2 separate regions of the Homo sapiens genome follow, and region 1 is linked to region 2. The links are chromatin loops, found by intact Hi-C in ENCODE. Cell type or tissue: OCI-LY7. All regions are shown on one strand. Links, peaks and the distances in the headings refer to the core of each region. The heading gives the core; the rest is flanking DNA. Region 1 overlaps LINC01675 (long intergenic non-protein coding RNA 1675). Region 2 has its middle 17 kb from the start of MIR3658.

Evidence for each region. A loop is a pair of places that touch in the nucleus more often than their neighbours do. Peaks named below come from ENCODE experiments on the same cell type or tissue, not always from the same donor. Only the 100,000 strongest peaks of a DNase experiment are listed, where the experiment ranks them.
Region 1: a loop joins it to region 2, with 6 times the contacts of the local background. A loop is called at or near these places in 83 of 110 quality-filtered maps.

The regions. Positions count from the first base shown.
Region 1 is chr1:166,475,703-166,484,578 of GRCh38, reverse strand. It overlaps LINC01675 (long intergenic non-protein coding RNA 1675), which reads left to right. Exons shown (of 3, transcript NR_146890.1): 2 at 7,610-7,698; 3 at 8,375-8,807. It also overlaps the pseudogene FMO7P. Among named protein-coding and RNA genes, the nearest start is that of LINC01675, 9.9 kb to the left of the region's middle. In OCI-LY7, for the core only: CTCF peaks have their summits at 5,140 and 5,339 (motif pointing right); a DNase peak (open chromatin) is centred at 5,358.
Region 2 is chr1:165,920,816-165,929,691 of GRCh38, reverse strand. No RefSeq gene overlaps it. Among named protein-coding and RNA genes, the nearest start is that of MIR3658, 17 kb to the right of the region's middle. RefSeq lists a silencer at 1,310-1,419. In OCI-LY7, for the core only: CTCF peaks have their summits at 4,620 and 4,819 (motif pointing left); a DNase peak (open chromatin) is centred at 4,821.

The DNA of each region.
Region 1 (8,876 bases), core at 2,245-7,244, 560 kb before region 2:
TGGGTGCATAAAAGTGGAAGACAACCTCAGATATATAGTCTATGTGTGAAAAGAAATAAAATTATTCATCAAAAAATAATCACTGTAAAGTGAAGAAAGCAGAGTTTTTTTTTTTCCCCTTGGCAGAGTAACCAGCCTGGGTTTCATAAGGATTAATGTGGTATAAACATATTTATCACTAATAAAAGAGTCTATAGAAATACTGCGGCTCTTCTTCAGCATGAGGATGAAACACTGCTAATTTAATCTCAGCAAGAACAATTCATCTGTCTTTGGGGCACAAACTTGTATAGTAAGTAAAAAAATTCTATGATCAAGTAATTTATTTTATCAGGGTGTCAGGTTTAGAGTGTGACCTGATTTAATCTCAGAAAGATATCTTTTTGGATGTGGTTCCAGAATATTCTGGGTATTATCTTTTAAACTAATTAGCACCATAATTTCAAAGGACGACAAAATAAAGAGAAAAGCATGAATATCTTTTCTTAATTTCATTAGTACTAAAATTCTTGCACCAATTTCAAGAAAAGGGTAAGTTTGACTGTAAATGCCTTACTGCAAAACTGAAAGAAAAACATTTATTTATTTTCTTTAGCCCAAGAAAGTACTTTTGAAAAAGAAAAAACGCTATATGTATAAAAAGATCAAATAATGAACAATTAATAAGTAGTTGAATGTTAATATGGTAGGCTGTTTTATAACTATTAAAATTATAAATATGCTGTCCATGAAAAAGCTGGGGAAATGTTTATAATATAATATTTTGAAAAGTGTACAACAAAGAAAAGTATATTATATACTATTATTATGTCCACGTAAAAACTCTATGTCTATATGGACAAAGTGTGGATGGGAACATGAAGAAACAGAAACCATTGGTTGTGTCGGTATATCAGTCAGGATAAGCTAGGTTATGCTATGGTAACAAACAATACCTATATATCAGTGACTCACAACAAAAGCTCATGCTACCCGATCAGACTCTGCTCATTGTAATCATTTTGGTACTCCGGCTGAAGAAGGTTCCATCTTTACACATCCTTCCTTAATTGTCTCAATGTTGGCAGAGGAAAGATATGGTTGGTACTATATCTAAAAGATTGTACATGGAAGTGAAATATGTCACTTCTACTTACATTTATTTGGCCAAAGCAAGTCACATTGGCATGTCAACTCCAAAGGGGACAGGGAAGCTAAATCCTACTAGGTGATCAGAAACAGAACCAGATATATTTGAATGACACTAACACGCTCAATAAGATTGATAAAATTACAGATGCTTTTTCAAATCTTTTATAATGTTAAAATATATTTTTATTATTATTACCTCAGATTCCACTTGTGAGCCAGAAATTGGGACTTGATGATGTATATGATACTAATCTTTCAAAGAAAGGCTTTTAACTGAAAATTCTTTAACATGCATATTCTTTTATTCAAATAGTTTAAATGGATCAAGATGATAAACATTTTCACATTAGGAAATACAGTTTGATTGAAAAATATTTCTGGCTTCACTCATTGTAATATGCAATTTGTAAATTACATTAAGGAAACAACTTGCAAGAAGGCATTCTGTTATAAATATTTATAAATGTAGTTAGAAAAATACGTCTTTTGCCTATGTACAATAGAACAATTTGCTTGCTTCAGCAAGCAATCAGCAATAAAGAAAAACATGTCACATTGGTAGGGTTTTAAATATTTCAGTTTATAAACTCCTGAAAAACATCAGTTGAGCACGAATGGAAGACAGTATGATGTACAGCAAAGGACACTGGCTTTGGCATCTGGTAGGTTCAAATGCTGAACCACATTTATTACACTACCTGGGGCAATCAGGCTAACTTCCTCCACACAGTTCCCAGCACACAGTAAGCACTCATATTTGTTTCATAAGTGAATTTCTTCTTTATTTCTATCATTTCTGCATTATGAAAAAAGTTTTCTCTTGGCTTGTAAGATAGTCAAATTATACCTGAATATAAAAACCAAGGGCAGAGTAAGTGTCTGCAATAAGGAGTTTTGTATTCTTTCTTTTTTTTTTTTTTTTTTTTTTTAGCATTCCTGAAAACTGCCTTCCTGACATTAGAAGTTCTATCTAAAATCTGACTTATGGATTTGACCACACACCCCTAAGCCCATAAATTCAGTAATTGCCTGTGGTGAAGGACCCTACTTTTCCCTGTGGCCTCTATTCTCTGGACCATGTCAGCCATCCTCTCCATGGAGGACCGGACTGTGTTCAGTCCTATGAAGGCAAACACAGGATAAGGAAAGGTTTAGGAAAGGCCAAGGAGTATAGTTCCAGGAAAGTAAAAGCGTGGGAGTGCGAGTTCTGAGCTTCTCCAAAGCTAATTGAAAGGACCTAAAAGAAGAGTTCTAGAAAGAAAATGAAGACCTGACTTTTTTCTTTCCCTGTTAGCAATATAAATGGGAGTTTTTATTCCTATATTTTTAAAGAGAATTGCTGAGAATGGCATGTTTTTCCTTCTCTGGCTCCTCAATTACTGTCTGTTCCACAAAATAGATAAAAAGAAAAAGAATGAAGGAGAAATCTCATCCCCAAAATAATTTTAGTACAAGTTCTAAATGGAACCCAGGGCCCTGGAGTGATGCTGATGCTGGCGGCTGATTCTGGACTATCCTGGTTTTGTGCTGTGGGAGAGCCCAGAAAGTGTGTACCAGGATGGGGGATTCTCTCAGTTTTGTAAAAATTGTTATGAATGAGTTTCCCACCCTTGATAACAATTTTTTAGGCTTTTCGGGCCTTTCTAAATTCTCCAAAAATAATTTTAAAAAAGGAAGATGTGTCCCTGTTATTGCCTTTAAGCTAAATAAAATTTATCTGGATAAAAAAATTATTTTAAACAAAGTTAGTGAACAGTAATTTCGGTTGTAATTGACCCATTCTTTCATTTAAACTGACTCAATTTTAATGCTCCTTTGGTTCAAGGTGGCTGGCTGTAGCAAAAAGGAAGCCACAAGAATTCATTCCTTTTAACTGTGTTACCTTTTAACACTCAGGTGGCCCAGAGAGTTTGGAATTTCCTTGTTGGCATTACAGCTCCCGATGGCTGCATTAACAACAACAACCAAAGTCACTTTTTCCACATGAAGTGGGAATACCTAATTGTATAGGAATATCTGGTTATCAGTGATATTCACAGAATCTTCAAAGAAAGGAAATGAGAAGGTGTGTTATTTGGCAAAGATGACATCAACATTCTCCACAGTGCTACGGTGTTAAAAAGTGGCAGCTATTTCCGTGAATTCTTTCACATTGGGTTTGATCATTATTCTGACAGAAATGGATGTTTTGGGAAGGTTGTCGCTAAGCTCTCACTGTCATTGAGAGTTGAGAAATCTTCAAAACTGGGGAAGATGGCTCATATTAGTATTTGTCTCACTTCATTTACTTATCCATTTATTCATTCTGGAAAATGTTATTGAATACTCTTTTTTCCCCTTCTGTTTCTACAGATGTATTAAAAAATGGTCTCTAGGAAAGATTTGGACTCCAGGGTTCTCCTTTTCCTCCTCCTTTCCTCTTCCTTCACTCTCCCTATATGAGGTTGATCTCATACTAAGAAAAGTAAAAAGCCAGGAAGGCAAAGCTCTGGTCTTCCACTGGAAACATCTTCACCTGTCTTTCCACGGTAGGGCCTTAAGCACAGCCTGTCTACACTAGCACAAGACAGAGGCACCTATAAAAGCTGGCTCTGGGGACTCATTCTCAGCTCTGATCTAGCATTTATCACAACCCCTGGTTCTCTTTGTTCTGAGATATTTAGCTGAATTTCACATAGTGGTGATGATTGGCACACAATCATATAGCATATAGCAAAGTCTCATTTGTCTGGCACTGTCATATTATCAGGATGTTGAGGAAACTTACATTTATACAGTTAAGAAAATACTTCTTTTACAATTTCTTTACTTTTTCACTTTGTTTTGATTAAAATATTTCTAAAATTGATTAAGCTCTTGTCTCATTTCTTAAACAGTGTGCAACGAACATAACTTAACCTTTTTTATTGCTTATTCTGATCATTAAGCACCTTAATTACTGCTCAAATGCTATAATGCAGTTTTAATGACTCCTCCCTGTGTTGTTCATTATTATAGCTCTTGTCACTGAATCTGCAGCCAGCAGTATTTCCCTTCTCACTTGTGGTTCTGGCCTGTCAAACCAGACAACCCATGGTTAGAATTATCTGTAAAGTAAGGGCCAATAAATACTGAGTGGTGGCGGGTGCCTGTAGTCCCAGCTACTCGGGAGGCTGAGGCAGGAGAATGGCGTGAACCCGGGAGGCGGAGCTTGCAGTGAGCGGAGCTGAGATCACGCCACTGCACTCCAGCCTGGGCAACAGAGAGACTCCGTCTCAAAAAAAAAAGACTTGGAAAACTAACACTTTACAATCTTTGGTGGTGTGACTATGTACTTTTCCTGCTAATCTATAGGCTTCACAAGATCAAGTACTTTGTCCTTTACCTATCTAAACCCCAGCAGTGCCTGGTGCTCCTGGGCTCTCTCACCTTCTTGATCTTCTAAACTCTGCCAGTCTTCAGTCCTTAATTAGCATAACCATTTCCAAGCTGGGGATCCTAAATCTTAAATTTGCAAAGGGCTGGGATCAGCTTCCCTCACTTTTACTTCTCAATTCACTCTCTAGTATCCTCATCCAATTTCATGCTTAAGCAATTTGCTTCTGTGTGAATGAACCCTAAATAAATATCTCTACACAAACCATTTAAATTAATCCCTATGCATTTCCTTTGTCAAGTCAGTGATCATTGCTTACATCTGTAAAAAGAAAAAAAAAGTTGATTATTTCTTTTATTCTTAGGTTGAAATGTAAGCAAATCTTCTAGGAAGGAGATGTCGATTTTAGTACGAGCCTTTTAAGTAATTTCCTGCCTTCCTTTACACTAACTATTAATGTCTTGGACCCTCAGTTTTCTTGGCTGTAAAATATGGGGGTTGAACTAAATAATTTCTTCAGCAATGCCAAGCTTTAAGATGCTATAATATTTTATTGATTACAGGAATTTAACCTCATTTAATTGGCTCAAAGAACTACTATCAGAATTTCTTTAAAATAATATTGTTTTATTTGTCGTATTTTTCAGACTTTTTTTGCTCTTTACATTGGATATTTTTAGTGATAAAATATTTTACACATGCAAAAAAGTAAAGAGAATCATACAACAGACACTTGTATCATGTATGATAATGTACCTGGCACACAGTAGGTGAATAATAAGTACTCTTGAAAGAATGATCTGGACCATCAGAGATAACTACAGTTGCTATAAAATAGCTGTGATTTTCCCAGAATGGCCAGCAGAGGGCGGACTTGCACATTGACAAAACTGACCCTTGGTTTAGGTAAATTACCTTGGTGTCTTAGCTCCCCTGGTACAAATTAATTATTGTGAAATTGTTTAGCACATAGCCAACAGCTGATCTATCTACCCCTTGTTAACCACATTAAATGAACACAACTACTGTTCACAGATTGTTCAGAGACTTCAAAGTCAGTGCATTGTCAAATAACAGTTTGGAAAATTTGCAGTATTTAAACCGCCTATCTAGATCACTCTAAATCTCCCCAAATCTTCTTTGCCAGTTGTAGCTATATTTCTAAACCTTGTCATTAGGAGTAGCAGAGTGATGGTCTGAATTAATTATCAAAGTTGCTGAATATTTTGTTTCACTAGTTAAGTATTGTAATCTCACTCTCGATCTGTTAACAAAATATATATAACCCCCTCACCCCCCCGCCACACACATGCATATCCATTCTTTATGCCCAGAGGAAGCCACTGTTAACGGTTACTTGAATCTTTTTTGAAATTGCATATGCACATATAACCATAGATATATAGGTTTTTTTTTTTTTAACCATAAATGGGATCACAAATGCCTGGAGTCCTATAATGTAATTTTTTTTAATAACCATGTAATCATCTACAATATATCTGTGTTAACTAGTAGAGATCTTGGCAGAGAGCAAACGACCTGAATATTTCTGATCTGATTACTGGGAATCCATTTGGCCCAGCCAACACACTTAATCCTTTGTTGTCTCTTGTGTGTAGATAAGGTGTTTTCAGTGGGAAGCCATAAAAATAACCCCTGAATCTTGGTTATCCTATACTTTGTGCCTCTCCATGCAGGTGGAGGATTACCACAACAACAAGATGCAGCTGTAAGAAAATAGGCTTGCTTTGCAGTGTGGCTGAGCACCACAGCCAGATCAGAGCCAGAATTTCCAATGCCAGTCATGAGGATTCTGTTTCCCATAAATCCCTCTAAATTTTATATTTCTCACTGTGGAAATATTTGCCTTTGAATTTCTCAATCTCTATTTAAGGAAAATAAATGGAAAATAATTGTTTAGATTCAAGAAATGCAAAGGTTACTTTAGCTTTTGCATTGCATTTGTGCAGTCTAACAGTAAACCCATTTTATAACTAGAATTTATATATAGTACCATGTTCAACTTCTTTTACTACTGGTCCTTCTGTGTCAGAGATCCATAATCCGTGGGCCATGGACTGGTACTGGTCTGTGGCCTGTTAGGAACTGGGCTGCACAGCAGGAGGTGAGCGGTGGACTAGCAAGCAAAGCTTCATCTGTATTTGCAGCCACTGCCCATTGCTTGCATTACTGCCTGAGTTTTGCCTCCTGTCAGATCAGTGGTGGCATTGGATTCTCACAGGAGTGCAAACGCTATTGTGGACTGCACATGTGAAGGATCTAGGTTGCATGCTCCTTATGAGAATCTAATATCTAATGATCTGTTACTGTCTCCTATCCCTTGAGATGGGACCATCTAGTTTCAGGAAAACAAGCTCAGGGCTCCCACTGATTCTACATGATGGTGAATTGGATAATCATTTCATTATATATTACAATGTAATAATAATAGAAATAGAGTGCACAATAAGTGTAATGCATTTGAATCTTCCCCAAATCATCCCCACCCCACCCCACTCTGTGGAAAAATTGTCTTCCACAAAACTCTTCCCTGGTGCCAAAAAGATTGGAGACCACTGCTCTATGTTACACCAACATTAACTGATACTAACAGAAATCTTATTTACCATAGTAAACACATGAAGTTATTTTATATACATTTTCACAGAGCAAGTTCATTTTGGTAATACCCAAATCCATACAGCATACTATGTTTTTTCTATCATTATCATCATGGACTCTCAAAATTGGAAAATGAGTCCATCTGGTCCAATTTTACATCATATATTAGCAGAGACTTGCTATGCAAAATTAACCCACAGACCGGCAGTAGCAGCAGCAGCAGCACCAGAGAACTTAGGCAAAGGCAAATTCAATTCAGAGGACCCACTCCACACATGTTGAATTGGAATTTTGGGGAGTTGGAACTAATAATCTGATTTAACAAGGACTTTGGGTGATTCTTGCCATACTAAAGTTTGAGAACCATTGATCTATAAACTCCTCATTAATGATCATTAGTTTCTGCTTAAATATTTCCTTAATTAGGAAATCTACTACTTCACAAGGCAGACCGTTTCATTTTAGATCATTACTTCTTGTTGGAAATCCCTTCTTATTTAGATCCAAGTCGACCTTCCTGGAGCCTCTATCCACTACTTGTTTTGCTCAACAAGAACACACATCGTGTTGACTCCATCTTTTATATGATGGTGAGTTGTGGTCAAACACAGCTATCCTGCTCCTCTTCCTCCCTCCGTGAGTGTCCTCCTCCCCCAGTGAATGTCCCTCTCAGGTTAAATAACTTTAGTGGTTTTTAAATGTTCACCAAGCTGCATTTATCTCTTTAATATTCTTATTGTTCTCCTTTAATGAAGTTCCCTTTTGTCACCATTCCTTCAAAGTGAAACACTTCAAAGAGTACAATAAAAAATAAATAAATAAATTTTTAAAAATAAATTTAAAATGAGAACAGAACATAATCCTTTAAGTGTAGTCTGACAACACTTAGAGGGGGGTAAAACAGATAGATACCTTTGTTGAAAAGTAAGTGCTATTTTTGGTTTGGGCTTGGACATTCTGATTCTAACAGGCTTTTTCCTTTATAAAACTGAAATCTCTACAGAAGTCAGGTTTTCTTCTAAAAGGGGTTATTTATTTGGGTTAGTGACTTATTGTTTGACATTGTCAAGATAATTTTAAATTTGTTTTACTTAACCACAGACTGTTATAAAGGAGAGGCATTTCCTTTGCTTTGCATAAATCATCCCTCCACCATTAGGATTCCCCAAGATAGGAAAGTTACATACCTAGGTAAATGAGGGTCAGTCTGATGACCACTGCAGCCCATAACTGTGCCAGAGACAGATGACCTTTGCTTCCCCTCAGCCTCACCACAATGTTCCATTGGCCAGTGCAAGAGAAACCAGGATGCTTCCTCATACTGCACATCTTTATCTGAGAACCAAAGGACAAATATGGGTGTCACATGCCAGCTCCTTCTACCTCCTTCTGAAACCAGAGGACTGGATTGGAACCAACAGAGATCATGCTGTTTACTTCACAGATTTCAAGAAAAGTGAATTCTGAGTAATCATTTTTTTTTAGATCTTCCTATGTGTAAAAATCTTTGGTGAGATTTACCATCTCATTTAAAGTTCTTTCACAATTTTTGTGAAAATTGAGTGATGTGTAATAAATAAGTTATTTTTTTTCTTTATAGCTGATGCTTGACCTTTTTTCCCTTGGTAATATAGCTTACGAAGCAGATATATATGCCAATACACCCTTGATTTTAAGTCTTTCAAATAGAAGAACATAGGGATAAACTGACACATGAGAGATGGATAAATGTACGGACACATACATGTTCAACAGTTGTTGTTTTGGG
Region 2 (8,876 bases), core at 2,606-7,605:
AGTAAAGGGTTTCAATCTGTGAAATGTGAAGAAAACTCTATAGTCATTACCAAAAAAAAAAAAAATAGACTTCAGTTAGTCAACTGGATAATAAGACTCAAGACTCACTCCCACCCCTCTATCCCACCCCCTGGCTCGTGTTCTGAAACAAAAGCAAAAAATAAGCACAAATTGTGCTGAGAAAATGATTAGCTTGGGCTCCTTTGAAGCCCTAAGTCACAAGCATCAGCCCATCTGCCGCTTGCCTTCACCCCATATTTTAGCCAAATCTTCACACGGAATTCCATGGTCCCAGGCTTTGCTGACCACTCCCCTCTCAGGAAGTCTTCTGTTTCCTCTGTCCCATCATTCAGATCAAGATGGACCTCTAACTTTCTCAAGTGGCCTCCAGCAAGATTCTGCTCTCCTTACCAGACAGTCCTGACTGGGGTGCTGTATTGCTAACTGGAAATAGCTTAAAGGGTTGTCCCTCTCGGAGGCAGCATCCTTCCTCTCAAAAGCTACTCTGAGTTTAGGGAACAGCCACCTTAAGGGAGACTTAGGCCAAGCCACAGAGACAGGTAAAATGAAATGTGGATGCTTCCATAGCATCTAAGTTGGAAATGTGCCTTTAAAATGCAGATATCAGCTGGGCGTGATGCCTCACACCTGTAATCCCAGCACTTTGGGAAGCCAAGGCAGGCGGATCACCTGAGGCCAGGAGTTTGAGACCAACCTGGCCAACATGGTGAAACCCCATCTGTACTAAAAATACAAAAATTAGCTGGGCATGGTGGTGAGTGCCTGTAATCCCAGCTACTCAGGAGGCTGAGGCAGGAGAATTGCTTGAACCTGGAGGGCAGAGGTTGCAGTGAGCCAAGATCGCACCGCTGCACTCTAGCATGGGCAACAGAGTGAAACTCTGTCTCAAAAATAATAACAATAAATAAAATGCAGATATGAATGACAAGGTCCCAAATAGGGATATTATAAGGAAACACAAACCCAGGCTAAGGGCCGAGGTGCTCACCTGCTGGTCAGGTGAACAGGGACTTCCACGGAGTAGCTCCGTGGAGAGCCGAGCACTGTAAAGATATCCAGGAGGGAGAGGGTTGGAGAACAGAACTCAGTCTTTGAGATAGCATGACATGGGGGAGGCAGCAGGGTGTAAGGGTATTGGGTTTACATTCTGCAGGCAGAAAAACACGGGTTCAAATTCCGGCTTCTCCATGTATTGCTGACGACATAATTTACTTAACATCTCCTAAAGCTCAATTCCCTTTATGGAAAGAGGGGTAATTCAATCTACCTCACAGGATTCAAATGAGGTTTAAAACAAAACAATGCATTTCAGTGACAGGCATACAGTAGAGGCTAACTAGATAAATGGTTGATGAACGAAATGAATGCGAGAAATTACAATTGCGCCCCCTGGTGAGGTTTTGAAGCCTAGCACATTGGAGAATGACAAGCACATGGGAGATAGTGTCATTACAGGATGTGTCAATGTGTCATGGCCAATACTTACACACACACACACACACACACACACACACAGTCTACCTCTGCCAGATTCTCCTTGCTGCTACAGCAGCAAATAGAAATGACCATGTATTAGTCCTTTCTCCTTATTCTCACACATACACAAATGCAACCAAGAGAAAAATCTCCACATCTAAGTGTGTCCAAAAGTCATATCCAAGTTCTGTATTATCAAATATCTATTAGCAAACTCAACAAAAATAAACGATGGAGAAAAGATTCCCTATTCAATAAATGGTGCCGGGATGACTGGCTATACATAGGTAAAAGAATAAAACTGGACTCCTACCTATCACCACATACAAACAATAACTCAAGACGGATTAACGACTTAAATGTAAGACCTCAAGCTATAAGAATCCTAAAAGAAAGCTTAGGAAATACCCTTCTCAATATTGGCCTTGGCAAAGAATTTATGACTAAGTCCTCAAATGCAACTGCAACAAAAACAAAAATTGACAAGTGGGACCTAATTAAACTAAAGAGCTTCTGCACAGCAAGAGAAACCATCGAGGAAGTAAAGAGACAACCTACAGAATGGAAGAAAATATTCACAAACTATGCATCTAACAAATGTCTAAGACCCAAAATCGATATAAAAACTTAAATCAATAAGCAAAAAGCAAATAACCTCATTAAAAGTTGACAAAAGACATGGACAAACACTTCTAAAACGAAGACATACAACCAGCCAACAAACATATGACAAAATGCTCAACAACACTAATCATCAGAGAAATGCAAATCAAAACCACAATGAGATACCATCTCTCGCCTGTCAGAGTGACTTTTGTTAAAAAGTCAAAAAATAACAGGTGCTAGCAAGGCTATGGAGAAAAGGGAACACATATGCTGTTGGCAAGAATGCAAATTAGTCTAGCCACTGTAGAGAGCAGTTTGTAGATTTCTCAAAGAAGTTAGGCTGAACTACTATTTGTCCCAGCAATCCCATTACCAGATATATGCCCAAAGGAAAATAAATCATTCTACCAAAAGGATACATGCACCCATATGTTCACTGCAGCACTATTCACAATAGCAAAAACATGGAATCAACCCAGGTGCCCAACAACAGTGGACTGGATAAAGAAAATGTGGTATATATTCGCCATGGAATACTACACAGCCATAAAAAAGAACAAAATCAGCTGGGCGCGGTGGCTCCTGCCTGTAATCCCGCACTTTGGGAGGCCGAGGCAGGCGGATCACGAGGTCAGGAGATCGAGACCATCCTGGCTAACACGGTGAAACCCCATCTCTACTAAAAATACAAAAAATTAGCCAGGTGTGGTGGCGGGCGCCTGTAGTCCCAGCTACTCGGGAGGCTGAGGCAGGAGAATGGTGTGAACCTGGGAGGCGGAGCTTGCAGTGAGCCGAGATTGCACCACTGCACTCCAGCCTGGGGGACAGAGCGACACTCCGTCTCAAAAAAAAAAAAAAAAAAATCATGTCCTTTGCATCAACATAGATGCAGCTAGAGGCCATTATCCTAAGTGAAGTAACACAGAAACAGAAAACCAAATACCACATGTTCTCACTTATAAGTGGGAGCTAAACATTGCATATACATGGACATAAAAATGCCAACAACAGACACTGGGGAATATTAGAGGAGGGACTGAGGGAGGGGCGCAGGGGCTGAAAAACTACACATTGGGTACTATGGTCTCTACCTGGGTGATGGATTCAGTCATACCCCAAACCTCAGCATCACACAATATACCTTTGTAACAAACCTGCACAGGTACCCCCAATTCTAAAATAAAGGCTGAAACAGAAAAAAAAAAATATCTATTAGCAAACCAGATGGTGCTGTTGGTGCTGTTGTTGACTGCATGATCAAATAAATCTCTAACATAAAACAGCAGAGAACAGGTTAAAACCCCCTCAGAGGAAATGCTATTCTAAAAATAGTCTCTCTTTGGTCCCCATTCCCACCCCAGCAGCCCCCTGACACATGCACATACACACACACACCAATGTGTGTGCATGGAAAGCTCACCTTAACTGAAGTTTTAAAAACACCAGTTTGATCAAATCAATAAAGACATTTTTAAAATAGACTCTGAAAGAAAATGGCCCTAAGGATCTCGCTGGGGTGTTCTTTGGCGCAGCAGGCGATAAGCATGGTGACTGACATTTCCAGTCTTTCCTCCTCCCCTCTCATGCCACCAATCATGAACAGGCACTTTAAGTCTCCCATCACCTTGAGAAGGGGTCAGTCTCCTTTCCTCAAGCATGAGAGAAGATGGCAAAGCTCTCTCTACCATTCAGTTCCTTTATTGGTCCTGAAAAGTGAGTGACAGTGGCTTTTCTTCTCGGAAGCTTATCTCAGGGGTTAGAGCAGCATCATACCACACCCATTCTTAATCTCCTCTTCCTCAGGGTCCCTGCCCGGAAAAGGAAAGTGCCCCTCTCCACAGTCTGGAGCATAACCCTCCCACAGGGCCACCCTTCTTGGATGCCAGGCTGACACCTCCCCAGAGAGTGTCAGAGCACAATGTTCAGCCCAACACTTTAATGACACTGCTGTTTCCTGGCTCTCAGATTTGTCCGAAACTGCCTGGTATACCTCGGCTTACTGTGGGTCTCCTCTTCTGGAAGAGTGTACATTCTAGTTAATTCAGTAAATGCCCATGGTGCACCCAAACTTCCTAGACTCTGAGGGCATTTTAGGGAAATTTATATTAACAATTATTTTAAAGCTTCATAAATATATGGCACTTATGAATTTTCAAAAGTACTTTGATCTTCATTACTTTGCTTAAATCTGACACAATCCTATGAGGTAGAAAGGACTTGATATTATCATCCCTAAATAAAGAGATTAAAGATTAGAGAGTGGTTAGTCCAGGGTTATGCAAATAGTCTACTGCAAAGCCTGGGTGGTCTCTGGCAGGCAACAGTAAAGCCATATGCACATGAAACAGGTGTATGAAGAGGTGGGTGAGACTGAGACTGAGAGGGTGGATGGTGCAGGTCCTGTAAGTTTCCTTCTCACAGACTGACCAATCTGAGTTCTACAGGAAAGCCACCCACAGTTCCTCCTTGTTGAGACCCCCTAGATCTAGGAGTTGGGATTGTACCTCTTTGTGCACATTCCATTCTGCCTTGTACAAGAGTTGTGTCTATATGTGAGGGGCCACTGGCCATTTATGAGGTCCTGGAAGGCAGGGAGGGCTTGGCACAGTACCTGGCACATGATAGGTGCTCTCTAGTGTGTTTGAATTGACCGTCCTCCAGCTGTTCTGAAGGTTAAAACAGGACTTTGCTGTGCTGTGGCTCATTCTCACCCTCTAGTGGCCACTTTTAAGAATAACGGACCACAGATGGAGCTGAGCTTCCAAAGCCAATCAGGAGGCACTGCCATGCCTAGGCCACAGTCCACCTTCTGGTCAGGAGAAACTCAGTTATCAATGGAACTCTTTAAAAATACATGTGCATCTCGGGCCGGGCGCGGCGGCTCACGCCTGTAATCCCAGCACTTTGGGAGGCCGAGGCGAGTGGATCACGAGGTCAAGAGATCGAGACCATCCTGGCGAACATGGTGAAACCCCGTCTCAACTAAAAATACAAAAATTAGCTGGGCGTGGTGGTGCGCGCCTGTAATCCCAGCTACTCGGGAGGCTGAGGCACGAGAATCGCTTGAACCCGGGAGGCGGAGCTTGCAGCGAGCCGAGATTGCACCACTGCACTCCAGCCTGGCGGCAGAGCGAGACTGCATCTCAAAAAAAAAAAAAAACAAAACAAAAAAACGTGTGCATCTCTGCTAGCGAGGCGTCTGGCTCTAAAGCAAAAGTCAAATAAGGAAATCAGCCAACTGTTTATCAGGCACTGACTACGTGGCAAGTACCCTGCCAGGACACATGAGATACAGGAAACACAGTTGCTGACCGTAAAGGAGCCCACAATTTAATGTGAAGTAACACTCCACCGCCCAGGCATCCCAGCATGCTTCACATACAAAGAACAATGGAAGTTTTAGAACTCCAAGCAACATTTGATGCTGTGAACAAAGCAGAATTTCTCTGGAGGAGAAAGTTTGAAAAAACCAATGAGACACTTTTTTTTTTTTCATTATCATGGTTCAGATAACCAGAAAACCTTCCTGCTACAAAATACCTACAAGTTCCACATAAAATACAAAAAAGATAATAATAATGAAGTCCTGCTTAATGCATAGCTGAGCATATAAGAAAATGACATTAGACAAGGGCCAAGAATAGCAATTTAAAACATTAGTATAAAACACAATCAAAAATCAACAAGCAGATTTGGACTATAATGAAATGGTTTTTCTAAAAGCCAAAAATATGGTCACTGAAATTAAAAACTTGGTAAGTTTTAAACAGCAAACTAAACATGGGTGAAGAGCGAGTAACTAAATTGGAAATGATCTAAGGAGCTTAGCTACAATGTAGCTTGAGAGATAAAAAGATTAAAAATAAGGCAGGGCACAGTGGTACATATCAATAATCCCATCACTTTGGGAGGACAAGATGGGTAAATCGCTTGAGTCCAGGAGTTCGAGACCAGCCTGGGCAACATAGTGAAACCCCATCTCTACAAAAAATACAAAAATTAACCGGTCATGGCGGCTCACGCCTGTGGTCCCAGCTACTTAGGAGGCTGAGGTGGGAGGATCACTTGAGCCCAGGAGGTTGAGGCTGCAGCAAGCCATGATCACTCTACTGCATTTCAGCCTGGGCTATAGAGTGAGACCCTGTCTCAAACAAACAAACAAACAAAAAACAGATTAAAAATAAAATAAGAGAGTAAGAGACTTAGAAGAAAGAGCAAAAGGTCCTATGTACATGGAACCACAGATCAAAAGATAGAAAACAGAGAGAAAAGTGAGAAGGCAACATTAGAAAAGATAATAGCTATAAATTTTCTAGAATAGATGAAACACATAGAACTCGCCTTCAGGAAGCACATGCCCTAAGTAGGGTAAATAAAAATAAATCCACATTTCAACACATCATAAGAAATTGCAAAACATCAAAGAGAAATCTTTTTAAAAGACAGAAAACAGAAGACCAATCTATCCAAAATGTTGAGAGAAACAGCTAAATTATAACTCAAGAATGAGGGTAAAAAAAGGCATTTTCCAACAAAGAGTGTCCCACTAATAATTCTGACAAATAATTATGAAAAAAATGTGTGTTATGAAGAAAACTGAATCCATAACCAAGATTGACAATGCAAAATAAAATAGTGAACAAAGTCATTAGTAATAATCTGGGAAAATCTAAATGAGCACTGACAGGATAAAACAGTAATCGTAACTAATGTCAAGAATATAAAAGCAAGGTGGAACTATAATACTTAACATCAATAACATGTAAGATAGACAGAGTGGTCAGAGTTTAAGCTTTCAAAGCTTTCATATTGTTTAGGAAGAGGAGAGAAATACTGATTAAATTCAGATTTTGTCAACTATCCATGTCAATTTTAAAAGATGGCCACTAAAGTAAGAAAAATATAATGTGTGTAATTTTCAACCCTAAAAAGAGGATAAAAGTGAACATAAAAAATCTCAACTTTTGGTTAAACAGGATAGGTTGAACCACTGTTTTCTCTCTGCTGTCTTCTAACACCACTCTAAAAATAGTGAATTTAGCAAGATTGCAGAATAAAAGACCAATATATAAAAATCAATTGTATTCTTATATGCTTGCAATAAACAATCGTTAAGTTGGACTTCTAAAAAAATACTATTCACAATAGCATCATAAAATATAAAATATGTAGGGATACATCTGATAAAAGATATTTAAGACTTATACATTTAAAACAATAAAACATTGCTGAGACACTTTTAAAGACCAAAATAAATGGATAGATATATCTTGTTCATAAATCAAAAGACATAACACTGTTAAAATGTCAGCTGTCCCCAAATTGATCTATGGATTCAACACCATCCCAATTAAAGTCCCAGCATTTTTTGTAGAAATTGACAAGCTGATTCTTTAAAATTTATATAGAAATGCAAAGAACTCAGAACTGCCAAAACGATTTTGACAAAAAATAAAGTTGGAGAGCTGACACTACTAGATTTCAAGATTTATTATAAAGCTACAGTAATTAAGACAGTGTGGTATAGATGTCAAGATAGACAAATCAATGGAACAGAGTCTAGAAACAGACCCACATATATGGACAAATGACTTTTTCACAAAGGAGCAAAGGCAATTCAAAAGAGAAAGGACAGTCTTCAATTATGGTGCTAAAACACATGGATAGCACATGTAAAATAATGATATTACCTCACACCATCTTAAAAAATTAACTTACCAGGTGCAGTGTTTCAGGCCAGTAATGCCAGCGCTTTGGGAGGCTGAGGCAGAAGGATTGCTTTAGCTCAGGAGTTTGAGACCAGCCTAGACAACATAGCAAGACCTTGTCTCAAAAACTCAAAAACTTAGCCAGTCATTGTGTTGCACAGCTGCAATCCCAGGTACTCAGGAGGCTGAGGCAGGAGAATCACTTGAGCCCAGGAGGTCAAGGCTGCAGTGAGCCATAATTGCGCCACTGTACTCCAGCTTGGGTGACAGAATGAAAAAAAATAAAAAAAAAACCCACCTAAAACTATAAAACTTTTAGAAGACAACACAAGAGAAAAACTTTTGTGGCTGGGAGTGGTGGCTCACACCTGTAATCCCAGCACTTTGGGAGGCAAAGGGAAGCAGATCACTTGAGGTCAGGAGTTCAAGACCAGCCTGGCCAACATAGTGAAACCCGTTTCTACTAAACATACAAAAATTAGTAGTGGTGGTGGGTGCCTGTAATCCCAGCTACTCAGGAGGCTGAGGCAGCAGAATTGCTTGAACCTAGGAGGTGGAGGTTTCAGTGACCCGAGATCATGCCACCGCACTCTAGCTGGGGCAACAGAGCGAGATTCCGTCAAAAACACACACACATACACACACACACACACACACACACACACACACACACAAAAAAAAAAAAAAAAAAAAAAACACTGGCTGGGCATGGTGGCTCACGCCTGTAATCCCAGCACTTTGGGAGACCTAGGTGAACAGATCATGAGGTCAGGAGTTCGAGACCCGCCTAACCAACATGGTGAAACCCTGTCTCTACTAAAAATACAAAAATTAGCCGGCTGTGGTGGCATGCACCTGTAGTCCCAGCTACTCAGGAGGCTGAGGCAGCAGAATTGCTTGAACCTAGGAGGTGGAGGTTTCAGTGACCCGAGATCATGCCACCGCACTCTAGCTGGGGCAACAGAGCGAGATTCCGTCAAAAACACACACACATACACACACAAAAAAAAAACAAAAAAAATAAAAAAAATAAAACACTGGCTGGGCGTGGTGGCTCACACCTGT